Regions from separate parts of the Homo sapiens genome. Here regions 1, 3, 4, 5, 6 and 7 are each linked to region 2. Evidence: chromatin contacts called from ENCODE Hi-C or POLR2A ChIA-PET data. All regions are on one chromosome and are shown on one strand. Each heading gives the region's core, a stretch centred on a gene start or an enhancer-like site at or near the end of the contact. The rest is flanking DNA. Distances are from core to core; before and after follow the strand shown.

The links. A loop is a pair of places that touch in the nucleus more often than their neighbours do. ChIA-PET counts read pairs that join two places held with the same protein, here RNA polymerase II (POLR2A). Pooled maps may share reads with other maps.
Region 1: a pooled map shows a loop between it and region 2 (5-fold over the local background). The contact joins two enhancer-like sites. A Hi-C loop is called at or near these places in 4 of 37 single-sample maps with no recorded cell type and 3 of 50 pooled maps.
Region 3: a map with no recorded cell type shows a loop between it and region 2 (11-fold over the local background). The contact joins two enhancer-like sites. A Hi-C loop is called at or near these places in 5 of 37 single-sample maps with no recorded cell type and 5 of 50 pooled maps.
Region 4: a loop to region 2 is called in a map with no recorded cell type, with 4 times the contacts of the local background. The contact joins two enhancer-like sites. A Hi-C loop is called at or near these places in 2 of 168 maps with a recorded cell type or tissue (CD8-positive, alpha-beta T cell and naive thymus-derived CD4-positive, alpha-beta T cell), 8 of 37 single-sample maps with no recorded cell type and 10 of 50 pooled maps. POLR2A ChIA-PET finds 5 or more read pairs at or near these places in 1 of 52 experiments (activated T-cell).
Region 5: a pooled map shows a loop between it and region 2 (6-fold over the local background). The contact joins two enhancer-like sites. A Hi-C loop is called at or near these places in 5 of 50 pooled maps. POLR2A ChIA-PET finds 5 or more read pairs at or near these places in 2 of 52 experiments (HEK293 and OCI-LY7).
Region 6: a loop to region 2 is called in a map with no recorded cell type, with 15 times the contacts of the local background. The contact joins two enhancer-like sites. A Hi-C loop is called at or near these places in 7 of 37 single-sample maps with no recorded cell type and 6 of 50 pooled maps.
Region 7: a loop to region 2 is called in a pooled map, with 5 times the contacts of the local background. The contact joins the promoter of PFKFB3-AS1 here to the enhancer-like site in region 2. A Hi-C loop is called at or near these places in 2 of 37 single-sample maps with no recorded cell type and 7 of 50 pooled maps. POLR2A ChIA-PET finds 5 or more read pairs at or near these places in 1 of 52 experiments (OCI-LY7).

What each region holds. Positions count from the first base shown.
Region 1 is chr10:6,134,586-6,138,512 of GRCh38, forward strand. The region is part of intron 1 of LOC101928080 (a long non-coding RNA gene); the gene reads right to left. Among named protein-coding and RNA genes, the nearest start is that of MIR3155A, 16 kb to the right of the region's middle. RefSeq lists enhancers at 1-97, 98-645, 1,988-2,287. Within about 2 kb of position 1,771, at least 3 of the 41 ENCODE cell types and tissues checked have a DNase peak (open chromatin) inside an H3K27ac peak, as active enhancers do.
Region 2 is chr10:6,926,433-6,930,149 of GRCh38, forward strand. All of the region lies in intron 3 of LOC105376387 (a long non-coding RNA gene), which reads right to left. Among named protein-coding and RNA genes, the nearest start is that of LINC00707, 150 kb to the left of the region's middle. RefSeq lists enhancers at 1,463-1,882, 1,614-1,703. Within about 2 kb of position 1,964, at least 13 of the 41 ENCODE cell types and tissues checked have a DNase peak (open chromatin) inside an H3K27ac peak, as active enhancers do; they include CD8-positive, alpha-beta T cell and OCI-LY7, where a contact is called at or near this core.
Region 3 is chr10:6,298,506-6,302,691 of GRCh38, forward strand. It overlaps a transcript of PFKFB3 not described here. Among named protein-coding and RNA genes, the nearest start is that of LINC02649, 26 kb to the right of the region's middle. RefSeq lists an enhancer at 382-1,581. Within about 2 kb of position 2,031, at least 15 of the 41 ENCODE cell types and tissues checked have a DNase peak (open chromatin) inside an H3K27ac peak, as active enhancers do.
Region 4 is chr10:7,510,953-7,515,202 of GRCh38, forward strand. No RefSeq gene overlaps it. Among named protein-coding and RNA genes, the nearest start is that of LINC02642, 40 kb to the left of the region's middle. RefSeq lists a silencer at 1,779-1,888. Within about 2 kb of position 1,724, at least 2 of the 41 ENCODE cell types and tissues checked have a DNase peak (open chromatin) inside an H3K27ac peak, as active enhancers do; they include CD8-positive, alpha-beta T cell, where a contact is called at or near this core.
Region 5 is chr10:6,265,223-6,269,002 of GRCh38, forward strand. It overlaps a transcript of PFKFB3 not described here. Among named protein-coding and RNA genes, the nearest start is that of LINC02649, 59 kb to the right of the region's middle. Within about 2 kb of position 2,194, at least 9 of the 41 ENCODE cell types and tissues checked have a DNase peak (open chromatin) inside an H3K27ac peak, as active enhancers do.
Region 6 is chr10:6,048,289-6,052,465 of GRCh38, forward strand. The region is part of intron 1 of IL2RA (interleukin 2 receptor subunit alpha); the gene reads right to left. Among named protein-coding and RNA genes, the nearest start is that of IL2RA, 12 kb to the right of the region's middle. RefSeq lists enhancers at 2,337-2,716, 2,727-2,856, 2,947-3,216. Within about 2 kb of position 2,928, at least 31 of the 41 ENCODE cell types and tissues checked have a DNase peak (open chromatin) inside an H3K27ac peak, as active enhancers do.
Region 7 is chr10:6,201,275-6,205,331 of GRCh38, forward strand. It overlaps PFKFB3-AS1 (PFKFB3 antisense RNA 1), which reads right to left and starts at 1,483. Exons shown (of 2, transcript XR_007062045.1): 1 at 1,166-1,483. It overlaps PFKFB3 (6-phosphofructo-2-kinase/fructose-2,6-biphosphatase 3), which reads left to right and starts at 1,658. Exons shown (of 15, transcript NM_004566.4): 1 at 1,658-2,062. The coding sequence starts at 1,987. RefSeq lists enhancers at 1-328, 883-1,387, 3,127-3,629, silencers at 131-350, 1,381-1,710, 1,761-1,870, 1,991-2,500, 2,731-2,810 and a cis regulatory region at 1,321-1,852.

The DNA of each region.
Region 1 (3,927 bases), core at 521-3,020, 790 kb before region 2:
GGGAGGATGACAGAAAGAGTGCACACAGCACACCAGCTGTGCTAGGGCTGGGCCAGGCCAACCGTGGGCCCTTGGGGAGCCCATGCCCCCCACCAGCAGCCTGCTGCCAGGTTCCTGGGCCCGTGTGTGCGCCTCCTCCCAGGTGTTCAGCTCGGCTCTGACCTAGGAGCTGCCAGGAAGGGCTGTGCAGATGGAATTAAGGTCCCCATGAGTTGACTGTAAGATGGGAGATTGCTGGGGGCCGGAGTCCTTTAAGGCAGAGAGCTTTCTCCTGCAGGACCCAGAAGAAGACATCAGTGTTCAAAGCACGAGAAAGATCCAACCTGCCCTTGCCCCTGCGGAAGGAGGAGCCACGTGGCATGGAACGAGGGTGGCCTCTAGGAGTGACCCCGCTGACAGCCAGCGAGGAAATGGGGACCCTATTCCCACTCCACAGGAACTGAATTGTGCCCACAAGGAGGAGCTGGGAAGTGGAGTTTTCTCCAGAGGTTCCTGATGAGAACTCAGCTAGTCAGCACCTTGATCTCCGCTGGGCGAGGTCTGTGCAGAGCCACAGGCAGGCAGTGTGACTTCTAACCTTCAGAATCGGGAGCTAATGAAGGGGTGGGGCTTAAACCACAAAATTTCTGTGTGTGTGTGTGTGTGTTTTTTTGTTTTTTTAAAAAAAGAACACTACATAGCAATAGAAAGTAAACGAACATCCCCTGCATTAAATTGCACATGTATTGAAGTTCAGTAGATGTAAATTAGCACAGCTGTCTCTTCTTTCCTGAAAGCATTTTTTTTGTTTTGTTTTGTTTTAGAAACACAGTCTCACTCTGTTGCGCAGGCTGGAGTGCAGTGGTGCGATCTCAGCTCACGGCAACCTCCACCTCCCTGGTTCAAATGATTCTCCTGCCTCAGCCTCCTGAGTAGCTGGGACTACAGGCGTGTACCACCATGCCCGGCTAATTTTTGTATTTTTAGTAGAGATGGGGTTCCACCGTGTTAGCCAGGATGGTCTCGATCTCCTGACCTCTGGTGATCTGCCTGCCTTGGCCTCCCAAAGTGCTGGGATTACAGACATGAGCCACCATGCCGGCCCTGAAAGCATTTATTTTGAAACAATTTCAAACTGAAAAACACCTCTATCCTCTTCTCCCACACTGACCAATTGTTCCTCACCAGTTGTCTATGTATTTGCTAAATCATTCTGTGTGTGTGTATCATGTGCGAGTGCGTATTTTTTTTCTGAGCCATCTGAGCCCATTTACCCCTACAAAGAAAGAAATTCATTTATATAAGCACATAAAAAATTCAACCCTGATGAAATGTCTATTCTATAGACCTAATGTGAAGTATGAATATGCCCACTTTACAGACGGACAAACTAAGGTGGAAAAGTTACATGCCTTACCCAAAGCCACACAAATGGTAAGTGGCAAAACCAGGTTCCACCTTGAAATCCTGGGCTCTTTTCCTTGTGTTCTGTCCGTTTCAATTGGGGTCCAGTCGGAACAAGATAAACTACTCTGGGTGTTTCGAAGAGCTGAGATTTAATATAGGAAGCCCTGTAACTGTAGGAAGCCAAAGCTATTCCTTTGGGGGACTCAGAGAGGGGAATGGTGTCACCCAACAGCCCAAGAATGTACTCAGCACCCCAGCTCTCAAAGCTTCAGGAAGGGAGAGACCCCCTCCACCTCCTGCTGAGCAGGAGCCCAGGAGCCGCCCCCTGCACCCCGGGCTGACCTGCCAGAGCCTGAAGTCACCAGCTTCCCGTCACTGCTCAAGCGAAGTGGGGGTCTGAATTCACAGCTTCGCCATCAGCTATTGGGGGACCCGCACGAGTCATTTAGCCTGCGAATGCCTCATTCCTCTGTAAAATGGGGCATCTGGTTTAGATGAGCTGTAAGTTTCATTCCAGTTCTGAAATGACTAATTCTTCCCTCATTGTGTTCTTTGACTTTGAACAACTCATGCCTCTGTTTTGCGCCTCCTCTTTTTCAGTAGCCTCTTTAGATCCGATAGCAGTCCAAGGGGAGGCAAGGGAGCCTGGGGTGGTGGAGGACACCCGCGATGACCAACCCGTGTGCTTGCCACGGCTGGCTTCTGCTCCAAAGGCACCCTCTCCTCTTCTCCACACCCCATCCCCTCTTCTTTCTCTCTTGCTCCTCATCTGAGCTCCTTTCCTAGGTTGGGGAATTCCCCACCTTACAGACTTATTTTAGTTAGTTATTCATAACTAGGTATGTCTTACCATGGAGGCAGCAGTAGCTGCTGAAACCATCAGATACTTCCCCAGCCTTCCCTGCAGCTAAGGGGGTGAGGTTGAGACCTCCACGGGGGGAGCCAGAAGCTCCTGCCCAGCCTCTTAAGGTAACTCAAGAGACAAAGGAGCAGGCTCAAGAGGCGGTGCCCCCATGCGGATCTAGCGTCCTGAGTTTGCCAGAGCCGCCCTCTGATGTGAATTTGGCCAGAGTTCTGGCAGCTTTGGCTAGTTCTCCTGACTTTCTCCCAAACCTGTGAGCTACTCGATACCCTCCAATAAATTCCTCTCTGATTTAATCACCCAGAGTTGGATCCCTAGCTTGCAGCCAAAACTCCTGACTGACACACATGTTATCTCATGCAATGCTCACAGCCACCCTAGGGGCAGGTGTTATTATTGTCTCCATTTTACAGATGAGGAAACTGAGGCACAGTGAGGCCAAGGAGCTTGCATATGAAGTCACGTAGCTGTGAGGGGCGGCAGCCCCCAGATTATGTCACCAATGCAGCCTAAGACGTGGCAGAAAATGCTTCAGGGATGAGGCCAGGTGTGGTGGCTCACACCTGTAATCCCAGCACTTCAGGAGGCCAAGGCAGGCAGATCACTTGAGCCTAGGAGTTCAAGACCAGCTTGGACAACATGGTGAAACCCCGTCTCTACCAAAAATACAAAAAATTAGCTGGGTGTGATGGCACATACCTGTGATCCCAGGTATCTGGGAAGCTGAGATGGGAGGACTGCTTGAGCCCGGGAGGTTGAGGCCGCAGTGAACGGTGATCACGCCACTGCATTCATTCCAGCCTGGGCCACAGTCCTGTCTCAAAAACAAACAAACAAACAAACAAAAAACAAGAAGAAGAAAATGCAGCAGTGACAAGAAACTCCTGGTCACTCAGCACAGGCTTTTCCTGAGGACAGAGATGTGTGGTGAGAGCTTGTGCAGCCCCTCCTGTAGAACGAGAGCTGCTCCATCTCAGCTTCCTCTAGAAAGGTGACGTTTCCTATAGATTTTTGTTTTAAGCTTGGAGCAGAGGACCATACTGTACAAACAGCAAATTAGGAAAATTAAACTTACTGTTTTAGTGGAAGAAAACTGATTTTTCTTTTCCTTTTTTTCGAAACGTGTCTCTCTCTGTTGCCCAGGCTGGAGTGCAATGGCGTGACCATGACTCACTGCAGCCTCAACCTCCCAGGTTCAAGCCATCCTCCCTCCTCAGCCTTCCCAGTGGCTGGGAGTCCAGGCGTGCACTGCCACCACACCCAGCTAATTTTTAAAATTTTCTTGTAGAGATGGAGTCTTGCTATATTGCCCAGGCTGTCTTGAACTCCTGGCCTCAAGTGATCCTCCTGCCTTGGCCTCCCAAAGTGCTGGAATTACAGGCATGAGCCACTGTACCTGGCCAATCTGAGAATGCATCCTCGTGGCTAAATGACTTATTATGACTTTATCCTTCGCTCAGCTTCCCTAAACGTCACATAACCACAGCACAATTATCAAAATGTGAGAATTAATAACTGGCTAATAATCAGTGAATAATAATTAACTTGCATTTCATCAACTGTCCTATGAATAGCCTTTTGGGGGTTCAGGATCAGTCCAGGGTGCGGCTGTTGGTCATCATGTCTCTTCAGTCTCCTTGAATGTGGAACGCTTCCTCCACCCGCTTTGTCTTTCGTGA
Region 2 (3,717 bases), core at 714-3,213:
TTGCTCAGTGGCACTGTTTTTAGGAGAATAATCCGTATCAGTTGGAAAGCTTTGCAGATCTTTTCCACATATTTATTCACAATAAATTTTCTTACTGTTTATCATTAAAAACTTGGTTTTTTATGACCCAGCTATTGGCAGACTAGTCCTATAGGCAGAGACAAAGCAGGGCAGTCCTGGCTTCACAGCAAAGGGCTTATTCCTTCACTGCCACAGAAACAGAATGCTCACTGTGAATATTGCTCTTCTGTGTGAGACTGGATTTCCATTTCTGGGGCCATCGTGACTTCTACCACCAGCTTTCCTTGTCCTGGCACAAGATATCCACTGTTGCAAATGAGAAATATAGCTCTTGTACTACCAGACTATCAGTTTTTGCATTTTTATGGATCTTCCTGAATTTTCCTTCTTATGAGTCCACTCATTACTCTCTGAGCTTCTGATTTTTCCTACTCTTTCCTACTGCTCTTCCTTCCATCTGCTTCTGCCTTATTTGGGGCTTTTGAAAGTCCCTACAGGTATTTTGAAGTCAGCATATCATCTGATTTCTAAATTTCATGGACAGTTGAATTTGCAGGACTTAGGAAATTCTTCTAGTTTTTTGTTTGTTTGTCTGCTTGCTTCTTTAGGAGAAGAAGGAGAAAACACTGATGGATATAGTCATGTTCATAAGAAGATCTCTTCCGAGTGTTTGATGCAACCTCTGCTTCCGCTATCCCATCTTCTCACACTCCCCTTTGTGCTAGTTCTTCTCATCTGCATGCAGCTTCTTTCCTGTCATTTGACCATCATGGAGAAGCTCTTTTTTCATGAACATTTTCCTTCTGAAAACCACATATGTCCCACTGTCAGTTTTGCACATCTATTTCATTATCAGACTTGAAAATGTATCCCTCTTATCCATTTCCTTACTTTATCAAAAATGTTGGAAATGAATAACATATGGAATGTACATTAACTTAGTTACCATCATTTTAGTTGTCCATCACCAGTACCTAATCATGATGGTTAGTTCATGGATGAATTTTCAACGAATATGCATGCAACAATGCTAGGTGTGTCAATGATGGTTCCTTGACTTAAATGAAGTATATGGTCTGCTTAAATCACCTGCCTTTTTCTGTGATCAACTAATTTAAATTAAGAAATGAAATAAAAAATTATAGCAGGGAGCCTTGAAGGTAGGTTGAAAACTGTCTGCTGAGTCAGTAGCTCTATTTTTATCCAAACAGACAAGAAGACAGCAAGCCCCTTGACTTGTGGTTTCCGTTCTCTCATTTCCTGTGTGCACCCACATGAACCATGTGCCCTCCCTGACTCCCTGCCTCCACGTCTAGAGAAGGAGGCGTGGGTCTTCTCTAATTCCCCTTGTGTGCTTGACTTGTTCCCCACCACCCAAGGGCTAAGGCTTAGGCACTGCGTTGAAAACTTCAGCACAGCAGGGAACCTCAGCCACTCTGTCTTCTATCCATCCTCCCTCATGTCTTCTCTGTACTCCTGTCTCTATCAGTTGGCACCTGGGCCTCCGCCTGCCTTCACCTCCTTGTCTCCATCCTTGCAATGAATGCCGTAGTATGACCACCTCTTCTTCTCCAGTGTAACTTCACTCTGGCACTATTTTCTGAAACTTGTGGACCCTCCATGCCACAGCTACCCTAAACCCACTCTCCTGAGAAGCCCCAGTTCCCAGAACGGAAGTCCAGGTCGGCCCTCGGCCGCCACACTTCCCTAAACAGCAGCTGCCTAAGAGTCTGTGAACCTGCACAATTTTCACTAGCAGTGTCTCAACAATTAGCCGGTGCCTCACAAGTGGGGCAGATGGTATAGCCAGGAATGAGAGTTTCATGTTTCTTCTGATTCACATGCATTCCTATCTAAAGGCTGTTTCCTTTTAGAGACAAACTAATTTTTTCTCTTTCGTCCTTTGCCTGGGCTTTATGTTTACTTCTACAAGCTGGCACTTCCGATGGTTTCTAGAGAGCTCATTGGTGCTCTCTCTCTCTCTAACACACACACACACACACACACACACACACACACACACACTATGTACACACCTCACAGGAAATGGAAACTTGTTCCCATTATGGGTCCTGAAACAAAGCTCTGTGGATATGCATGTGCTACTTAGATTTTCTATCCCAGGAAATGAGTTTAAATACCTACCTCCCCAACAAATTTTTTTTTCAGAGACAACAGACCTCGGAAGACAAGTGGAAGTTGAAACTCTCCTTGAATGCGGTTCTTGGGAGTTGGAAATCTCCATTGCCGTTGCTTCCCCATGGAAGGCTTTGCAGTGCTAAATGGCTTATCTCCATGACAACCAGAAGAGCTGGTTGTTGTTTTTTTTTTTTTTTTTTTCTGCTGGACATTTTTTTCTAGATTTTACTTCATATTTAAAATAATTAAAAGTGTTTATCTCAGTACACCACAACCAGTCATTTACTGGGCCAGTGTCAGGAGGCAGTTCACATCCGTTTGGGGTCCACTCAAACCACCTCCATGCTGTCGGCCTTCAAAGTTTCCAAGAGGTTTGGTTTCTCTTTGAAATCTGGCTTCTCACTTGCGCACTGTATAACTTTTAAACAGATTAATTTTTTTAGTTCCTTATATATAAGTTTTCTGCATGTAAAAATTTAAGATAATTTTATGTCAAGAAGAGCAGAGAAGATGTATTAGATAAAGTGTGAGAGACTGCCTGATAGAGCTGAACACATGGGAAGCATACAAAATATTCATCTCTCTGCTTATTCGTTTCCTTAGCAGAATATCTGGCTGCAGCTTACTGTAGCCATCCTGTCATCAGTTCCCAAACGGGAGGAATGCCATGGTCTCTTGACAGAGGCTCTCTTGCACTGTTGGAGGCAAGGGCCTGCTGTCCTGTCAGGTTGGCCCATTTATCCAGTTACTCGTGAAATATCTTGTTCTCTCAGAGAATCAACCGGCGGCTGTGTGCTGACTTCACAAAGAAAAATCCATTCTCTCACCAAGTAGTTGTCAAGCATAATAAAGAAAAACTGGCAGAATAATTGGGGTGGTTGCTGAGTCTAACTCAATATCGTATGAAAGAAAATATATGGAACAGTGGTGTTTAAAGAGAACTGCACACCTCTGTTTGTATGGCAGGCTCAAACACAGCCAGTCAGACGTATGTAGAGTCAAAGTGAGGAAGTGGAGGTCATTTAGACTACTGGTAGACCCAGAATTCGAGCCAAAACAGAAGCAGAAAACAGAAATAGATGCTTCAGGATCTGTCTCTCTGCCAAGCCAACCCAGCGATTCTCATCAGAAACCTCAACAAACAATTGGAAGAGAAACAGGTAGAAATTGTGGTTCAATTTTAAGGTATCATTGTGTTTATTTTGAAGCACTTTTTTCTTCAAGATGGAAATCATTTTAGTGTCTTATTTAGTTATAAATGTGATGAATACTTGCTGCAAAAACAATCAGAAGAAACAGTTTTATTGCTTTATTTAGTTAAAATGTGATGTAAAAACAACCAGAGGCTACAAAAAATAGAAAAAAGAAAAGAGAAAAAAGATGAAAGAAGGACAAGAATGAAAGAAAGGAAGAAAAAGATGAGAAGAAAACACGTGAAAGGGGTCATAGTATGCCACCCCAAAATATATTATTTTGGGACATTGATTATTTTGAGCTGTAGATGATCAAGAAACAGCAGATCCAGGAAGATTATTTAGAGCTGAAGATGATTGAGAA
Region 3 (4,186 bases), core at 781-3,280, 630 kb before region 2:
AGGACTATAGGCACACTTCCTGGATAATTTTTAAATATTTTTCAGAGATGGGGTCTTGCTATGTTGCCCTGGCTAGTGTTGAACTTCTGGCCTCAAGCAATCCTCCTGCCTCGGCCTCCCAAAATGTTGGGATTACAGGTGTGAGCCACTGCACTTGGCCTTGTTCAGTGCATTTTCAGGGCATCCTGAAAGGCCAGGCCTGGATCTTGGGCAGCTGTTCAGGAGCATTCCAGCTGTGAATGGTCCTGAATGTCTTCCTGGCCTTCCAGATGGATCTCTAACGCACCCCAACGCAGGTGCTCCCTGAAGACATACCGGATCTGTTGGTGCGGAAAAAGAATGCAGCATTTGGTGGCTTATAGTGCTGTGCCAACTATTGCTTAGGTAATTTATATGACATCTTATTTTCTCCACCTGATTCTAAGCTCCTTGAGGACACGTCTGGTTCATCTCTGTTGGCTGCATAGCCTAAAACCCATGCTGGTGCATCCTGATTTCATTTCCTTCTCGGATGTAATGAAAGCACTCAAATGATATTGATTGCCTCCTCTTTAGGTTGACAAATAAAACCTTTAAATTCTGTTTTTCCTGGTGTTTCCTTTGTAGGATTGGAAACGATGGTCTTGATAGCGCTGTGGTTAGCAAAGCATTAATGGCTCACTCTCCTAGGGGAGACACGTCAGTTGATACCATGCACTCTGCATGCAATTTTCAGAAATGGTGTTTGCTTTTTTCAACGTTGGTTGTGTTGCTGCTCTAGACGAACCAGCTTCTATTCCTGTCTTTACTCAGAGGTAGGTAGGATTCTTCCCCAGGCACCTACAGACCTGACTAGGATTTACAGGCAGGGGTGAGTCAGCTGACCCAGGAGGGTGGCATCCCATAGTTAGGACAGAGAGAGACTCACTGGCACGTGCTGGGTCCCTGCGTTGTCCTAACGTGCCTCCTTGCAGGTAGCATGGCTGAGTCAGTGTGCCGTGAGTCACAGGCTGCGGGAGGTGAACTTGAGCCTCACTCCGGCATTGATCTTTCGCAGGGATATATTGTTAGTTCCCGTCTGTTAAGACCGATAAAGGGTAATAATTTACTGGCCTCAAGTTTGTCTTCTCTTTGATTTCACCAAATCTTCTCCTTATACAGGAATTGCTTGACCTTGACTTTTCAGGAATTTACCCAATTTTATACTCTTGGCGTCTCCTGGGCTTAGAACCCCTTACCTCCAACCTTGCTCCCTGGCTAACTTCTACCCTTCCTTCAAAGCTCAGCAGAGATGGCACCCCCTTTCTGAAACAGTCCCCAGTTCCTGGGAAGAGTGAAGGCCTGAAGCTGTGTTGAGGGTGGCACTTAGCCCCTGGTTTGGAGCTCCATGTTTCCTTCACTGTCTGCTGAACATTTTAAGGCGTCGATTTGGACTTTCCTAGGCTTGCATTCCCAGAGCCTAGTGCAGTGCCTGTTCAGAAGACTTTTTTTTTTTTTTTTTTTTTTTTTTTTAGTGAAGAGGGAGGAATGTTAAGCCTCACCAAGTCTGATTATGCTAAGATCACTTAAATTTTTTCTGCCTTTTCAGAATACCCATTGTAGTTAGGGTTAGTACCCATGGTTTGGCACTTACTGGTTCTGTGGTTGTTGGGTGCCTTGTTTGTCTCTTCGGGCGAGATGCGAGTCACTCCAGGGCAGCATCTGTTCCTCATATTCCTCTCACATTCTTTAAAGCCTCCCTGTGTGCACTCAAGCCACACAATGAACCTTCCTGCCTTTGCCCACAAGGCTGAGAACTCTTCAAAGTGAGACTGTGTCTTACGCATTTTCACTTCCTCCATCATTTGACACAGGACCTGGCACGTAACAGATGTTTAATAAATACTTGTATTTATTGAATAGGAATAGGTAGTAGATTCTAGAGACATAGTGAGCTCAGCTCAAGTTCAGTTGCATCAGGGAAGGCTCCCCCATGCCCCCGGCAGCTCCCTCTCTCTGTGCCTATGCAACCTTTAGCAGCATGAGCTGCCTTGAAAAGTCAAAGCCAGCTTTTCCAGAAAGCAACTCAGCAACTCTCTCCTGGGGCCAGAACTGCTCCGAAACGGGAACAGCTGTGTATATTCTTTGATCGTTAGCAGGAAACGATGTGTCGTGTCTCAAAGCACCTTTTCATGCTGCTTTCTTATTAACTCCACCCAGAAGCCCTTGCCTTAGCAAAGCCAGTCTCGCGAGGCACCGTGGAAGTCCAGAGTTGAGTGCAGCTGGGTTTGATTCATTCCTGGGCTTGATTTCTGGAATCCTCCTAGATTCCTTCCTGGGTTTGAGTTCTGGAAGCCTTGGTTTCTTGAGGCGATTATGCTGTAGGTACTAGAGAGAAGCTACTGCCTTTGAGAGAAGGGTAATTACGCAGGATTTGAAAGGAGACAGGAAGCTGTGGGTGCCAGAAATAGAGGAATCTTGTTCTTTTATTTTTGGCAACATCCAGCAAGGTGGGAGGACACCTGAGGGGAGTGCCTTTCTGGTGCACCATGGAGGCTGGTCCGTAACAGTGGAAGCTGCCATCTTGCAGAAGATTCCTCTGCCCAAGCTTGGCATGGCCAGACTTCGTGGGCCATGTGAACATGAGATGATATCTTGCTCTGTGTGCCTTCCTATAATTTGGGGGGAGATGTTGACTAGGAGGAGGCATCCACCATTGGGCTTTTCATTATCTCAATGGAATGGTGACTTGGAATTGACTTTGACTCAAGGAAATAAAGTAAGATGAGGATTTACACATACCTAGATTAGGAAACTAACCTTTATACCTAGTACATATGTACACCTGTAAGGCATCTGGTACAGTCCCTGGGTGCTTCAGGGACTTCATAAAGGTGCATTTCCTTCACCCTTACTTATAAATAATGGTCGATGCATATTCTTAGATCATTTGAGATACATCCTTAAAAACTGTTGAGCATTGATCAAAATTTGTTTTGGAAATAAACTTGTTTTTAGTGCCCCAGAGAAGCACATTGTTTCCTAAAGTGAAGAATCCTCATTGAAGATGAATTGTGCTAATCTGGATTTTCAGGTTTTTTACTTACTGCAATAACAGATAGATTGAGGAAAGTACCCTTTTATTTTCTCTGGAAAGCACTGATGGATGTAACTGATGACAACTTGACCCAGTAGGGCAGTTCGTCTGCCCTCAAGAGCAGCTCAGCTCAAAGGGCGGTGTGGGGATCGCCAAGTGTGATGGAGGCAAGTCCCAGGTGAAAGGGAGCTCTAATTCATCAGGATTCCTCTATCTTTATAAGAGAAGCTAATTTCAAATCACTTCCTTCGTTATGACTAAATTTCAGGAAATGAGGATCACATTATTCCAGTGCAGAGAACTGGGCTGAGAGTCACATGCTTTATTATCTGCTCTGATTAATGACTAACCAACCTCGTAAGTTCCCCACCACACAGGTTAGTGACTGGATGATCATTTTGCTTTATCCACTTCCTAACAGGAGGAAACAGAGAAGTGAGCTAACTTTGTTATTTATACGAAGGTAACATACTTGCGATTTTTCTTTTCTTTTCTTTTTCTTTTTTTTTTTTGAAACAGAGTCTTGCTCTGTCACCCAGGCTGGAGTGCAGTGGCATGATTTTGGCTCACTGCAACTTCTGTCTCCCAGGTTCAAGCGATTCTCCTGCCTCAGCCTCTTGAATAGCTGGGATTACAGGTATGCGCCACCACATCCAGCTAATTTTTGTATTTATAGTTGAGGTGGGGTTTTACCATGTTGGTCAGGCTGGTCTCGAACTCCTGACCTCAGGCGATCCACCTGCCTCGGCCTCCCAAAGTGCTGGGATTACAGATATAAGCCACTGCCACCGTGCCTGGCCAGTTTTTTTTTTTTTTTTTTTTTTTTTTTTTTTTTTTTTGAGACGGAGTCTTGTTCTGTTGCCCAGGCTGGAGTGCAGTGGTGCAACCTTGGCTCACTGCAACCTCCACTTCCTGGGTTCAAGCAATTCTCCTGCCTCAGCCTCCCAAGTAGCTGGGATTACAGGTGCCTGCCACCACACCCAGCTAATTTTTGTATTTTAGTAGAGACGGGGTTTCACCATGTTGGCCAGGCTGGTCTCGAACTCTTGACCTCAGGCAATCCACCTGCCTCGGCCTCCCAAAGTGCTGGGATACAGGCATGAGCCACCGTGCCCGGCCCATACTTGTGGT
Region 4 (4,250 bases), core at 474-2,973, 580 kb after region 2:
CAAAGTGGCTGCACCATTTTGCATTCCCAGCAGCAGTGAATGAGAGTTCCTGTTGCTCCACCTCCTCACCAGCAATTTATGTTGTCAGTGCTCTGGATTTTGGCCATTCTAACAGGTATAATATAATAGTGTGTAGTGGGAACTCACTGTTGTTTAATATGTATTTCCATGATGATATATGAGGAGGAGCATCTTTTCATATGTTTCTTTGCCATCTGTGTGCTTTCTTTGGTGAGGTGTCTGTTCAGATATTTTGTCCATTTTTAACCAGGTTTTTTATTCTCTTATAGTTGAATTATAAGAATTCTTTGTATATTTTGGATAATGATTCTTTATTAGATGTGACTTTTGCTATGTTTTCTCCCAGTCTGTGGCTTGTCTTCTCATTCTTTTGACAGTGTCTTTCTCAAAGTACAAGTTTTAGTTCTAATGAAATTCAGCTTCTCAGTTACTTCTTTCATAGATCATGCCTTTGGTGTTATATCTAAAATGTCATCACCAAACCCAAGGTCATCTAGATTTTCTCCTATTTTTTATGGTTTTGCTTTTACATTTAGGGTCTATGATCCATTTTGAATTACTTTCACACAGGATGTATGGTCTGTGTCTATATTCTTTTTCTAAAAAACATGTGGATGTCCAGTTTTTCCTGTAACATTTACTGAAAAGACTAGTGCAGTGTTCTGATTTTTTAAATACCTTTTTCCAGAAGACTTCCTTCACTTTAGTCAAGAAAGGACATAACACCAACACACAGTTCCGGAAAAGCTGTTTTCTGCAGATAAGGCTAAACGGCATGATCTAATTATGTCTGATGTTCTGGGTCTGTCCTGGGATAAAATCTAGAGTATTGGTTCCCCAGACTGTACCACTGATTAAAATCATCTGGCACACGTCACTCCTGGCTCTGCTTCTGTGTTCTGCCTCTTCGCCGTGTTTCCAAGATCTACTCCTATTCCAAGGTCTTGAACACCATCTACTCACTCCTCAGTGACTTCAGCTGCACATAGACGCCTAGGACAGTGCTTGCCTTTATCACTCACATAGTATAGAATGTTTCATGATACTTGAAGCACAAACTCCTCTCTCTCCTACTGGAAAAGATAACTATCTCTCCCACTCAACTATGTTTCTTGGTGGCAGGGACAATATCATTAATTCTTTGTATTCAATACAATTCTTAGTACAGAACACACACCTTAATACAGCAGTCCCCAACCTTTTTGGCACCAGGGACTGGTTTTGTGGAAGACAATTTTTCCACAGACAGTGGAGGGGAGATGGTTTCGGGATGATTCAAGTGCTTTACATTTATTGTGCACTTTATTTCTACTGTTATTACCTTGTAATATATATAATGAAATAATCATACAACTCATCATCATGTAGAATCAGTGGGAGCCCTGAGCTTGTTTTCCTGCAACTAGACAGTCCCATCTGGGGGTGATGGGAGACAGCAACAGATCAACAGGCATTAGATTCTCATAAGGAGTGCACAACCTAGACCACTCACATGTGCAGTTCACAAATAGGGTTTGCTCTTGTGTGGGAATCTAATGCTCCTGCTGATTAGGCAGGAGGTGCAGGTGGACAGCTTCCTCAGAGGGATAAGGGCAACTTGTCCGTTGTCACAGAAAGGAAGAAAGAAATAGGAGGGACGCAGCTGCAAGCCCGTGTGTTGTTCCATGGCAGGAAGTCGAAGAGGGTCTCAGGGACAGGAGGTGGAGCTCAGGCGGTAACATGAGCCATGGGGAGTGGCTGTAAATACAGATGAAGCTCACTCCCCACTCACCTCCTGCTGGGTGGCTCAGTTCCTAACAGGCCACCTGTCCGCTAGTGGTTCATGGTTCAGGAGTTGGGGACCCCTGCCTTAATACATGCTTGTTAGTTAATTGATTGATTGGGAAAGTTCTCGTGAAAAAGAATGAGTGAGAAGCTGCTGACCTGTGAAAACCTTTGTACTAACATGATCTTTTAAATACCACAAAGGAAACTGTGACTTTATCAAAGCAATTAAATCCAAATTCTTTTTCTTGGTAAATGTGTTACTTTGCAAATGTCAAATGTGCAACCAGGAGGTTGTCAAACAAAAATGTGTTTGCTGCAATGTATATTTAGTGTGTATATATACACATGTATGCATATTTATGTGCTTGTATATGTATATACATGTTTGTATATGTATATACATATATTTATATATGTATATACATGTTTGTATATGTATATACATATATTTGTATATACATGTTTGTATATGTATATACATATATTTATATATGTATATATATTTATATATGTATGCATGTGTGTAGACTAGAAAAATATTAATCCTTGCAATTTTTCATTTATAAATCATTACCCTAGTAATTACCCTAGTAATGATTTATAAATTAGTCCAATTTTCAAAGTTAAATATGTGAACTTAATGGGTACCATTCATTTACTCACAAATATTGAATGAGGTTAGTACAAGGCTGGCATGGACCCTCTTCTCAAGACCCATTTAAAGGATGTTGCTATCATAGAAATGTATTTGGAAGTCATTAATACAAAATCAAAAGAAAGCCTTTGAAGTGTATTTTTTGTCTATTCAGAAAACCTGTCTGACAATTTTTTAAAATGCACACGTCCCATCCTCACGAGGTTATTTTCCCTTCTGGCCTAGCCCAGCACTGTTTGTTTAGTGTTACGCATATCCCTGGACTATTTAACACAGCTCCTGCTCAGTATAATGTCTTGTTTCCTGTGTGCAGATAAATGCACCACTTTTTAACAACATGTTGTAGCATTAGAGATTGCCAGCTTCAACAATGTAAGTTTTTTTTTTTCCCCATGTAGCCAGGAACTGGATCAATAAAGTAAAAGTATAATGACTTTCCCTGCTTTATTTTAGTAGGTTATGTGATACTATTTGCTTTTTCAGTGTTAGTCAATATTGGTGTCTCCAGGGAGGAGGAGCTGATATCTCTTCCCTAAATCCATTTCTCCACAATCTTAAATTAAAAGGATAAGACAAAGCCAAGACAAAGGACATGGACTGGTGCTGCGGATTTTTTAAGTGGTTCTCAAACAAATGATAGGTCTGCCTAATTTCCAGCATGGTAATGTCCTTTGCGATGACTGGGAGCTGTGGGGAGCTTACCTCCTATCTGGTGCTCCTGGCTGTGTGGCTGATCAGGGCTGGGCTTTGAAGAGGAGTAACGCAGGGTCTATCTTGTAGAGGGCAACGTGGCCACAGGGCTCCACTGAGACCCTGCAACTCCTCCTTGCTGACAGCTCAGGAACAGATTTGAAAGCTCAGGCACAATAAATTCCAGTGCATTCTCAGGCAGGAGAAAAAAAGGAAATTCTGCTCACATCCTGGTTTTCTCTTTAATAAACCCTGTAACAAGTTTATTACATTGTGGGGACGACAAACGTTTCCTTTCCCCCGTTTAGAAAACTTCTGCTCTTTCCCTCTTTTCCTCTCTCCTGGTTTCTACAATGCTGATGTCAGAGGGTGAAGACCCTCAAAGGAAAATTTGGAGTTGCCTGGTAATGATTGAGAAAATGAGATTCCACGTGAAAGAATTACCCTCTCATCCTGTTTCTTTGGGCTTCTAGGCTTAAGTGTGGGTGGGCTCTTCAGCCTCCAGGTGGGACTGCGTTCACCTTCACCACAACAACAGCCTTCAAGAATGCTTGTCAAGTGACTTCTCATCAACAATTACAAATCAAAGGGTTTTCCAGCAGGCATTAGCTGTATTTTTGTATGAATAAACCTCATGCTGTGACCATGGTCCTTGTCTGCGCTCTCATTTTGTGTATGGGGAGACTGAGGCACAAGCAAATATACTTTTTGATGAACTTAGTCTCTAGAATTCACTGCTGCTGGCTCCTGCCCCAGACTGGATCTGGCATCTCTGTGAAAGCAATATAGAAAGTGGGGCCACCTGGCCGGGCACAGTGGCTCACACCTGTAATCCCAGCACTTTGGGAGGCAGAGGTGGGAGGATCACTTGAAGTCAAGAGTTCAAGACCAGCCTGGCCAATATGGTGAAACTCTGTTTCTACTAAAAACACAAAAATTAGCTGGGCATGGTGGCACGTGCCCATAATCTCAGCTACTCGGGAGGCTGAGGCAAGAGAATCATTTGAACCTGGGAGGTGGAGGCTGCAGTGAGCCAAGATTATGCCTCTGCACTCCAGCCTGGGTGACAGAATCAGAGTCCATCAAAAAAAAGAAAGAAAGAAAAGAAAGAAAGGAA
Region 5 (3,780 bases), core at 944-3,443, 660 kb before region 2:
GGTGCATGCCACCATGCTCGGCTAATTTTTGTATTTTTAGTAGAGGCGGGGTTTCACCATGTTGGCCAGGCTGGTCTCAAACTCCTGGCCTCATGTGATCTGCCTGCCTCAACCTCCCAAAGTGCTGGGATTACAGGCATGAGCCACCGCCCCTCACCTAATTTGGTATAGTTTCTTAAGCTTTTTGTTTTTCATGATATTGACAATTTTGAAGAATACAAGCCAGTTATTTTATCAAATGTTTCTCAATTTGATTTTGTCTCATGTTTCTCCACTATTATGTTTAGGCTATACATCCCTGGCTAGAATATTATGGAAGTCATGTTGTGTCTCTTGGGGTATCACCTATGAAGGCCTGTCACCCCACCTGCCTCTTGCGGGTAATTATTTTGACCACCTGCCCAAGGTATTGTTCAATTTTTCCACCGTATATTTACTATTTTCTCCCTTGGAGCTAATAAGCAATCTATGGGGAAACACTGGTGCCACGAAGACATCCTACTCCTCATCCAAATTTCTTTTTAAGTTTAGCTTTCACTGATGATTCTTGTCTCAACCAATCTTTGCTATAATGATTGCAGAAACATAATTTTCCAGCTCCACCCCCTCCTTCTGTGTTTATTGTTCAGGATTCTGCTGTCAGGAGGAGACTTCTCTTGTCCTTCATTTTTTTTTTTGTTTTTCTATTTATTATTATCATTTTTTAGAGACTGGGTCTAGTTCTGTTACGTAGGTGGGAGTGCAGTGGCATGATCATAGCTCACTGCAGCCTTGACCTCCTGCGCTCAAGGAATCCTCCTGCCTTAGCCTCCTGAGTAGCTAGGTCTATAGGCTTGTGCCCCACGCCTGGTTATTTTAAATTTTTTTGTAGAGACAAGGCCTTACTATGTTGCCCAGGCTGGTCTCAAACTCTTGGGCTCAAGTGATCCTTCTGCCTCGGCCTCTCAAATTGTTGGGATTACAGGCATGAGCCACTGAGCTTGAGACTGTTTATTTTATGGATTCATTGATTCCTATTATATTTAATGAGTTATAATCCATAGTGTCCTTATTTATTTTGACACTCAAATTGTCCCAGATTTGGGTCATAGGAGCATCTTCAGGCTGGCTCCTGTATCCTTCGGCATGCTCTCCTCTTCTGCTTTGAGGACGTCGTTGATTTCTAGGCCTGTACAATACTCCAGGCTCATCTTGTGCCTTCCCTGTCTCAGCTCTAAGACTGTCGATGTCTCTAACAAGCCCTCGGTCCTAGATCTGGTTGTAGTTGTGTTATTGCCAGTGGGTGTCATTGCTTCTAGGGTGTTTCAGTGGCCAGAGTTGGGATAAATATGTGTGTGTGTTCACATATGCGTAAATAAAACCATACAATAACTATAATATGTATGTGTGTGTATCTATATCTATATATGGTTGTATTATTGGAAATATACATTCATATTGAGATCTCCAATTCTAATTCAATGCAAATGTTCTTCTTTCACCCAGGACTGTCCACATATTTTGCAGAGTCCAAGTAAAATGTAGGACTCCGTTTTCAAAATTTATTCAGTATTTCAAAACAGCAACAGCAGAGCATTAACCCAAATAAAGGGCAAGGGGTCCCTGCCAAACCTGGGGCCCCGCATGATGGCCTTGGTCTCATGCGTGCGAAGCAGGCCTTGCCTCCATTATGCTCACAGGGAGAATGCTGGCTCACAGCATTGACAGCGTAACGCAAGATTGTCTGCGGAATTTGGGGACTATGTGAAAGAAAAAAGCAGAATTTAGAGGTGCTAAATTATAAATCTTTCACCTTTTTTCTCTTGTCATGTTGTTTTTTAAAATTTGCTATTTAATGTTATTCAAAATAAAGAAACAAGTTATTAGCATGAGTTCTACAGTTCGTCCTTATATTGTGCAGTGACAATTTTACATGCAAACATAAGCGCATTTAACTCATAAGTGGGTTCACCACAATCACACAACTGGTATTTCCCAGCTTGTATAGGCATATGTATCTTGTTCTTATGAGAACAATGGAGATATTGTACAAAACAAACTCACTGCTTTTATTCACCGCTTGATAACGCTCATGTTCTGCCATTGCTGGCTACCCTGGACGTACGTACTAATGAGTGAGGAAGGTCTGAAAGGAGAAGGAACTGTGGGTTTCACTGGCTTTCCCTTTCCTCACTTCAGCATGTGTACTTGGCTAATACAGGGAAGTAGGAGGTCAGGATGAGGCTCCTTAGTGGTTAGAGTTTCTTAGAACGTCATTGCCTTCTTTCTGCAGTCAGGGCAAGTTCTGGGTCAAACAGAAAGTGCGGTGTCTCGGGGCTGTTGGCGTTCTTACTTACTCACTTGTAGACATAGCACGCTTCCTTTCAGCCCCTTCTACTCACTTGCTGAATTCCCAGCCATCAAGGCAGCAAGCTTCACTTCTCAAACATCAGTTCAAAGATCAAATTACTGGCCGGGTGCAGTGGCTCATGCCTGTAATCTCAGCATTTTGGGAGGCCGAGGCGGGCGGATCACCTGAAGTCAGGAGTTCGAGACCAGCCTGGCCAACATGGTGAAACCCCGTCTCTACTAAAAATACAAAAATTAGCCAGGCATGGTGGCGGGCGCCTGTAGTCCCAGCTACTCGGGAGGCTGAAGCAGGAGAATCGCTTGAACCCGGGAGGCAGAGGTTGCAGTGAGCCGAGATGGTGCCACTGCACTCCAGCCTGGGTGACAGAGCGAGACCCTATCTCAAAAAAAAAAAAAAAAAAAAAAATCAAATTACTAAGAATTTCAAGCTGGCAATGACAGTGTTAAACCATGTGTAGTGTCCTGAGCATGGGGCCCTGTGCGACGGAGCAGTTCTCATGTCCGCTGCTTTTCAAGGATTTTCCTGTCTCCCCTCCCCCACGCCACTTCCATGGTCTGGAAGCCACAGGCAGAGCCCCTAAGGTGGTTATGTTGAGATTAGGTGTGGAATTCTTGGCATCATTTGAAGTTACTCTGTATCCCAGTAATGCTGAAAGCATGTGTGTCTTATTTGTACTTCTTGATAAACTTCTTTTTGGAGATTGCGTAGAGGGTTTTTAATTCAAGTGGCTGCTATTATGCCTCATGCTAGGAACCTTTTTGGGGGTGCTTTTCTATACTATTATAAAAATTATATAAGGCTAGGCACGGTGGCTCATGCCTGTAATCCCAGCACTTGAGGTCAGGAGTTTGAGACCAGCTTGGCCAACATGGAGAAACCCCATCTCTACTAAAAATACAAAAATTAGCCAGGGATGTTTGCGTGCACCTGTAATCCCAGCTACTCAGGAGGCTGAGGCAGGAGAATCACTCGAACGCAGGAGGTGGAGGTTGCAGTGAGCCAAGATTGTGCCACTGCACTCCAGCCTGGGTGACAGAATGATACTCCGTCTCCAAATAAATAAATAAATAGAAATTATATAAATATATTTAATAAAAAAGACTAGTTAACTTTTTTTTTTGTACTGGATCATACATTCACAAATTTCAAACATAAAGAGGTTAAAGAGGCTGGGTGATGTGGCTCATGCCTATAATCCCAGCACTTTGAGAGGCTGAGACAGGCCAATTGCTTGAGCCCAGGAGTTCGAGACCAGCCTAGGCAACTTGGCAAAACCCTGTTTTTACTAAAAATACAAAAAACTAGCTGGGCATGGTGGTGCATGACTGTAGTCCCAGCTATTTGGGAGGCTGAGGTGGGAGGATCACCTGAGCCCAGGAAGTTGAGGCTGCAGTAAGCTGAGATCGTACCACTGCACTCCAGCCTGGGAG
Region 6 (4,177 bases), core at 1,678-4,177, 880 kb before region 2:
AGCAAGGAAGAAATGAGGATTTTGCCCAGATTTCCTGGGCGATGGGGAGGATGGGGTGCCATTCATTGAGATAGCAAAGAGAGGAGAAAGAGTAGGTTCCAGGGAGGGAGGACAGTTCTGGATGTGTAGACTGAGCAGCCTGTGAGGCATCCACACGGAAAGGTCCGAGGGAAGGGCCTTTGGCCATGCAGACTAGAAGCCCAGCAAGTCACATTTAGTGAGCACCTACTGTGTGCTCTGGTCACTCTAGGCAGGCTAGCTTATGTAGCCTTACAGCACCCAGCAGGGTCTGTGTTATTCCCATTTTATACGAACAGAAGCTGAGGCCCACCGAGGTTAAAACCCTACCCTCATGGACTTCCATGGAGGTTACTCAATGCCCTATGGGTTTGCCTTTCTGCTTCCCTTCATTCTTCACATAAACCCAGTGCTTTCTCTTCTTCCTTCATTCTTCACATAAACCCAATGCTGTCTCTCCAAAGTACAAGCCATGCCCTGACTGAGACCCCTCTGGGATGTTCTGTTCCTTCCAGGACACAGTTTAAGCCCAGTGACATGGGGAGACTCCAAGACACAGCTCATGCCCAACTTCAAAATCTCTGCTTCCACTATGTGCCTGAGCTCTCCTGCCTTGCGGGACTCTGCGTGGCTCTTGGAGCTCACCATGTGTTTTGTCTTGGGCCTTGGTCATTGTATTATTCAGGGAAACAGAATTTCTCTAGAGAAACAAAACCAATAGGATGTATGTAGATAAATAAGAGAATATTTATAATGGGAGTTGGCTCACTCAATTATGGAGGCTGAGAAGTCCCACAATATGCCAGCTGGAGCTGGATAACTAGGAAAGCTGGTGGTGTGGCTCAGTCTAAGACTGAAGGCCTGAGGAGCAGAGGGGCCCTGCTGTAAGTCCCAGAGTCCAAAAGCTGGAGAACCAGGAGTGCAAATGTCCAAGAGCAGACGACGGATGTCCCAGCTTGAACAGAGAGAATGCAACCTTCCTCTGCCTTCTTGTTCTATTCTGGTCCTCTATGGTTGGATGATCCCCACCACACTGGTGAGGGTGATTTTCTTTACTCAGTCTACCAACAAGAAATTTACCCAGTCTATTCAATTCAAATGCTAGTGTCTCCTGGAAATACCCTCACAGACACCCCCAGAGAGACTGTTTAGCCAGCTATCTGGGCATCCCTTAGCCCAGGCAAGTGGACACATTGAAATTGACCATCATGCTCATGCCACACTTCCCTAATGCATTTCTACCTTCTTAACTCCTGCTTTCCCTGGAGGTCTCCCATTGGCTGTCATCTTTCTCTGGGAAGCCTCCGGGACTCTTCTGTCTGTGCTTTGTGGCATTTCTCTGCAGTCCCAGACTTTGCTCCCTTTTCTTTACACGGCACTCACCCTACTGTATCCATCTCCCTCCCACCACCTTGCTAGTGCCTGCACAGAATGGCATGCAAAGGTTTTCGTAAAGGAAAGTAGAAATTCACAAGTTCAAGCTAGGATTTGAATTCAAGCTGTCAACTTTCCAAATTCATAAGACTTTTCCATTCTCTCAAGACGCTTTTCTGGTTGGGAAAAATTCCGGTAGGCAGACAAGATGGGGAAGATTGTTCCAGTAAGGGAGGAGGGTGTTCCTGGGAGTCCAGCTTTGAAATCACAAATGAGGAGGTTCCCTTTGAAGGACAGGAGGAGACCTGCTGGCCAAGGCGTGCTATGTGCTGAGGGAACAGTCTTGGCTGGGGAGCATGTTGTGTGCCAGGCAGAGGAGGTAGCAAAGTGCCCCTGAGGCAATGGAAATGACTGGAGCTCTTGCAGCCGAAAGGGCATCACGACAGGTGCTTTCAGGGGAGATTAACTTGGGGATGAATAACAGGGTGACTGAAAACCAGAGCTTCAGGGCCTGCCTAGGCAGCCCAGGAGATGAACAGTGCCTGTTGACAGCTTGCTTCCTGTGTCGGCCTGAATGCATGGGTTCTGCTCAGATCTACTGGCTCCTTGCTTTCTTGGGAGAGTGAATTACTGCCTCATGGTCTCAGTTTCCTCATCCGTAAAATGGGAATGGTGGCAGGGCGTGGTGGCTCAAGCCTGTAATCCCAGCACTTTGGGAGGCTGAGACTGGTGGATCAATTGAGGTCAGGAGTTTGAGACCAGCCTGGCCAACATGGTCTCTACTAACCTGTCTCTACTAAAAATACAAAAATTAGTCAGGCATGGCGATGGGGCATGCCTGTAATCCCAGCTACTGGGGAGGCTGAGGCATGAGAATCTCTTGAACCCGGGAGGCAGAGGTTGCAGTGAGCCGAGATCATACCACTGCACTCCAGTCTGGGCAACAGAGTGAGACTCTGTCTCAAAAAAAAGGTGGTTGGGGTGGGGGAATAGTGCTAACAGTCCCCATCTCCTATGGTGGCCATGAGGAATCTGTAAGATCACAGAAGCAGAGCACGCAGCAAGGCCTCCCTGGCCCGGGAGTGCTCAGAGCTGGGATCCCAGTGCAGGACGAGGAGGAGGAGGATGGGTGCCCTGGCTACAGGTCCTCTTGCACTAGATTGAAAACGGGGCCAGAGAAGCAGAGCTTGAGAGACGCTGGGAGAGGGAAAGTGAAACTGATGGTCCGGTGGGTGAAAGGTAGTGAAAGCCCGAAGTGCAGTAAACCAGGGATCAACATCTCCAGCCAAAAGGCTCACCCTGTGGTCTCAGCGCCACCTGGGCGTCAGACAGATGTCTGGAGAGACGGCTCTTTTATTCTGAAACACCCCTCCAACTTTTTTTTTTTTTTGGTAATTGTTTGTTTTGCTTTCCATTTAATATAAGGAGTTTTCTCCTTTACAAAAGTTCTTTTTGTTCTAAATCAGGCTGTAAACAGAGGTGCTACCACAAGGACCGGAAGCAGAGACCACACTGGTGCTCAGCTGGGTTGCAGGCTCTGCCTGGTTTCATTGTCGGGGAAGCCACCAGGCCTGCCCCCAGCCAGCGAGATGTCACGCATGCAGCCGGGTGTCATCCCCAAAACTCCCGGGAAACTCTCGGGGCACCAGGGCAGGAAGAGGCTGACGTCAACTTTAACTCCGGGGACTTCAAACGAAACTTTTAGAAATGATTCCTTTGCCCTTTACTTGGTGACGTAATAAACTGATCTTTCTCTGAAAAGATGGGCCGATTTGCTTCAAGGAGCTCATTTCATGAGGAGAAAATACACACAAATATATATATATATATATATATATTTTTTTTCTTTTTTTTTTTGAGACGGAGTTTCCCTCTGTCACCCAGGCTGGAGTGCAGTGGCTCAATCTCGGCTCACTGCAACCTCAGCCTCCAGGTTCAGGGGATTCTCCTGCCTCAGCCTCCCTGAGTAGCTGGGATTACAGGCATGTGCCACCACACCTGGCTAACTTTTGTATTTTTAGTAGAGACGGGGTTTCACCATGTTGGTCAGCTGTTCTCGAACTCCTGACCTCAGGTGATCTGCCCGCCTCAGCCTCCCAAAGTGCTGGGATTACAGACGTGAGCCATCATGCCCAGCTATATATATATATATATATATATATAGAATTTTTTAAGGAAACATTGCTGCTTTGCTACAAAGTATATAATAATGTAAACTGGACTAATACGATTCCTTCCTCCTTTCCTTGGAGAAGTCACAGACTTTTAGGATTGGAGAACGGTTCACATGCATGTGTGTGGGGCAGTTGGTCAGAGCTGTCCATTATGAAAGGTGCTTCTAGAATACTTGGGGAATGTGGGAGCTAGAAAACAGGTTGTTATTAAAGGAATTGAAATACTCCCACTTGAAATGTTCCCATTTTCTCTGTAAAGGAATTTCTTGAGCAAAGGAAAACTCTACATCCTCTGTCTACCTGAAGTTCAAAATTAGTGGTGTTTGGTTTTAATAATTTTAGTAGTTGATGACAAAACAACGCTCTCTGCTGTCCTCTCTGTCACATCTAACATGATGTGAATGAGGCAGTCCCTGATGTGAGATGTGCTGGGTTTTGCAGGGGTAATGAACATCGATCTGTGTGTTCCATCGACTCCTTCTTTAAACTTGTATCTCAGCACTTAGCCTGTGTCATAATTGTCTGTGCAGAGGTCAAGGATGGGCTCTTATTCATCTCTGTGTCTCAAACCCTGTGCCTGACACATAGCAGTTCCTCAATGAACATTTGCT
Region 7 (4,057 bases), core at 233-2,732, 730 kb before region 2:
AGGGTGTCGCCTCTGGCATGTGCTCCCACTGCAGAAAACAAGTCCAAATGCAACGCATCGGGTTTCTGAACAGCCGCCAGAGCGCGGAAACCAGACCGTCAGCAAAGCTGTCGCGGGAACAGGGGCTCTGAGAGGGCGGCGCGGGGGGCGGGGTGCCGGAGTGGGGGTCGAGGCGGGAGGGGGAGTGGGGGTCGAGGCGTGGGGGAGGGTGGCGGGGCACAGGCCAGGTGGCCGATGTTGCGCGTTCCGGGGCCCCTCGGCAGGCGGCGGGTCGGGAGGAGTGGAGGCCCGGGTGGGGCGGGCGCGCGGGGCGGGAGCAGCCCCGGTCGCCGCCTGGGCGCGGGCGCCCTCCCTGTGGAGCATGCGGGACGTGAGCGACGTGTGGCAGCCTCTGCGCAGACTTTTCCGCCGCGGTGTAGGTTTCAGCGAGCGCCGCCTTCCCTCCAATCACAGCCCAGCCTCAGCGCTAAGTGTGCACCTCTCTGCAAGGCGGCGCAGCGCTCCCGTACTGAGGCTTCGTTTGCAAAAGTTACATCCGTCCCGGCGCGGGCGGCGGTTCCCCACCAAAAGCAACCCAGATCTTCCCCGCACGCCTCTGACCTGACTGCACGACTGTCACAAGTCGCGAGCTGGTGCAAACTGCGAGGGCCGGGAAAGGAGACGGGGCACGCATGCACCAAAAAGTGGGGAGGCAGAGCTGCAGGGTGTGCAGGATAACGGAGTGAATTTTAGGAGTCTGCCTAATAAGGGGCCGCCCCCAATAGTTTTCCCTCGACTTAGGTAATGAATTGCAGATCGAAATGGGTCTAGTTTTATTCATTCTTCTACTCGGGGCGATAAAGGTTTATTGAATGGTGTACATGGTGAGTGTGAAAACCAGATGCCAGCTGCCCCCAGCCCCAGTCCACTTCAGTCCAGCTCCCCGGGGCTTTCCCGCCCCCTCCTCGTACCCAGCACCGCGGGCCTCTCAAGGTTCCCAGTCTTTGGGCTAGGGGAGGGGAGCAAGGCTCAGTTCAAGTCCAGGTTTCTAAGGGATTCAGCAAAGTGGACAAGGACGAGGTGAGGTGGGAGGATCAGGGAAGCCTCCTCCCCGCGGGTCGCCCGGGTCGTGGCGGGGGATGGGCTCACGGGTATTATCAGGGAGCAGCCTGGCCCATGTCCTTACCTGGACTGCGCCTGCCCCACAGCGCGTGTTAGGAATGCAGAGTATTGGGGCTCCATGGCCCTAAAGGAGCTGCATTGGTAGGATGCACTTTAAGCAGCTTCCCAAGGGATTCGGCTGCGGGGTCCACGGTCTACACTGGGCAGGACTGCGTCTCTGCTCTCCTCCCGGCCAGCACAGTTGAGGTGAGGGGCCGGAATTAGTCGGGGAAGCTGTGCCAGACGTCCCGAGGGGACAACGGGACGAGGGGATAACAGCAGCCAGGACCCTTCAGCAGGGCTGGGCGCGCTCCAGGCCCGGGGCAGGGCGGCGGGAGCTGGTGCACCGCCGTCGCCGGCCCGCAGGGGGAGCTCGCAGGCTGCTTCCCGGCTCGCCCACCCTCCTCCCCACGTGGAAGGGGGCTGGGACCCAAGGAATGCGGCCCGCCCCGAGGCTGACGTACGCGTCTGCGGCCAGCCCGGACTCTTTAAAAGCCGGCGGTGCGCGGGGCATCCCAGCCAAGCCGGAGAGGAGGCGAGCAGCAGGGCCTGGTGGCGAGAGCGCGGCTGTCACTGCGCCCGAGCATCCCAGAGCTTTCCGAGCGGACGAGCCGGCCGTGCCGGGCATCCCCAGCCTCGCTACCCTCGCAGCACACGTCGAGCCCCGCACAGGCGAGGGTCCGGAACTTAGCCCAAAGCACGTTTCCCCTGGCAGCGCAGGAAACGCCCGGCCGCGCGCCGGCGCACGCCCCCCTCTCCTCCTTTGTTCCGGGGGTCGGCGGCCGCTCTCCTGCCAGCGTCGGGATCTCGGCCCCGGGAGGCGGGCCGTCGGGCGCAGCCGCGAAGATGCCGTTGGAACTGACGCAGAGCCGAGTGCAGAAGATCTGGGTGCCCGTGGACCACAGGCCCTCGTTGCCCAGATGTGAGTGCAGCTGCGCGGAGCCGGGTTGCAGGGCGGGCTGCGCCGGGCCGGGCCATTGTGTGGGGCGGCTTTGTGCCGACGCCCCTCTGCGGGGGGCGCGCCCGTGCGGGTCGCGCCGGCGGGGCGGGGCGGAGGCGCGGGCTGCGCGTCCTTGGCCGGGCGGCGGGGGCGCTGTGGCCCTTGTCCCGGTGGCTGCCCCGCCGGCCCGGAAACGGCGAGTGCGCCCGGCCGGGCTGCGTACCCCGAGACGGAGGGACGCGCGCGCCTGGGCAGGCCAGGGAGGGGATCCACATCCTCCGCGATCCCTGTCCTCGACACCCGTCTCGGGCGGCCGTCGCCGGAGCGCAGCCCAGGGACCCGGCCGCTCGCGCCTCCGCCCCTTTTCACCGTCCGGATCTCCTCTCTCTGCATGTTTCCATCTCCTCTCCCGCCTTGCTATGCATTCCTATCCCCTCGCTTCACTTAATAACCTATTTCTCTGTCCTGTTTTCTCTTTCGATATATATGTCTCTGTTTTTCTCTGTTTCTACCTCCTTCCTCTCCCACTGTTTCTTTCTGCTTTTATCTCTTTCTCTCTCCTTCTCTCTCTTCCGTGCATCTCCAGTGCCATGGGGGCGCCCGTGCTGGGGGCGCCAGGAGAGCCACCTGGAGCCACGCCTGTGTCCCCGGCTTTGGGGAGGGTCGGTGGGTTGGTGAGTGCACGGTTGGCGCTGCTCCACGCGCCCCGGGCGCACGCACCCCCCGGTGCTCGGAATTGGCTGGCAGTACCCTGCCCCGCCCCGCCGGTCGCCGCCCCCGCCACCAGCGATCGCTTGGGAGAGGGTTACCTCGAGCTCCACCTCAGCTGCGGAGCGCCGCCGCGGAAAAGGGCGGGTGGGCAGCGCAGAGGGGCGACGCTGCCTCTCCAGGTAATGCGCCCCGGCTCCCATGGGCTGGACAGGGAGCCGCCTGGTGCGGTTTTGCCCAGGTCAGGTCGTAGCCTGAGTAGTGACCGTGGGATCCAGGTGCAAACTCTCGAGGTGGCTTCGGGTCATCCGAAGGCGCCTGAGCGCAGGCGGCTGGCAGGCAGGGTTGCCCGGCTACTACGTTTCTTAGGACGGCCCCCGCGGGACTTGGCAGCTCTCCTGGAGCCCTGCTCGGTCTGAATCACCGGCCTCGTCCAGACCTGCCCCTCTCCCCACACCCACCCCCATGGTGTGCCCTGGGTGGGGACGTCAGCAGATCCACCCTGGTGGACTTCAGGGTTCTGGGGTAGCCCTCAGGAGAGGTCTTGTTCCCCCTCTTTGTGAGGTAGCCCAGGACTGGGGGATGTGGGTGTGTTGCCCAGCCCAGTCAGATGCGCTTGAACTGGGGTGGCCCATGGTTCTCTTGTCTTTGTGTAAAACCTGTAAGTGGAGTGGAATGCAGCTCTTAAATCCCCAGGGAGGTTTGGCCAAGGCCAAATGCAGAAACAACTTTTGCATAAAGCAAGTATTATCTCTATAGCACTTTGTAAACTGCATTGGAGGCTAGTCCCACATATGTAAATACATGTGATTGTATACGAATGCCCACGGGTCTGAGAGGAGTGTCCCGTGACTTCCAGGGCTCTGAGATCTGTTGGCATCAGCTCAGTTGTGATCTTGAGAACTCCAGCGTGCACCAAGGCGTCCTCCCTCCAGGCTTGGATCCTGATCCATTAGACCCCATCAACCTGCACGTCTCACACGCAGTGAGAGATTTGCCTAAGAATCCCTGTCAGAATCATTCAGAGCTGGAGGGTGGGAATTTGGCTAAAGCCAATGGATTAATTCTTTTGTCCCGCCTACTGCTGGTATCCTCCTGTGTGGCTTTGAGGTATAGTCTCAGACACATTCCTTCTTGTAAAAAGATCCGCAGCCTGGGTATCGCACATCCTTATTTCAAGTGGTGGTGTCTTTCTCAGTTTATATAGTCACATTTAACTCTTACTGGAATGGAGGGAAGAAGGTGTTTCTATTTGGTATCTTTCCTGAC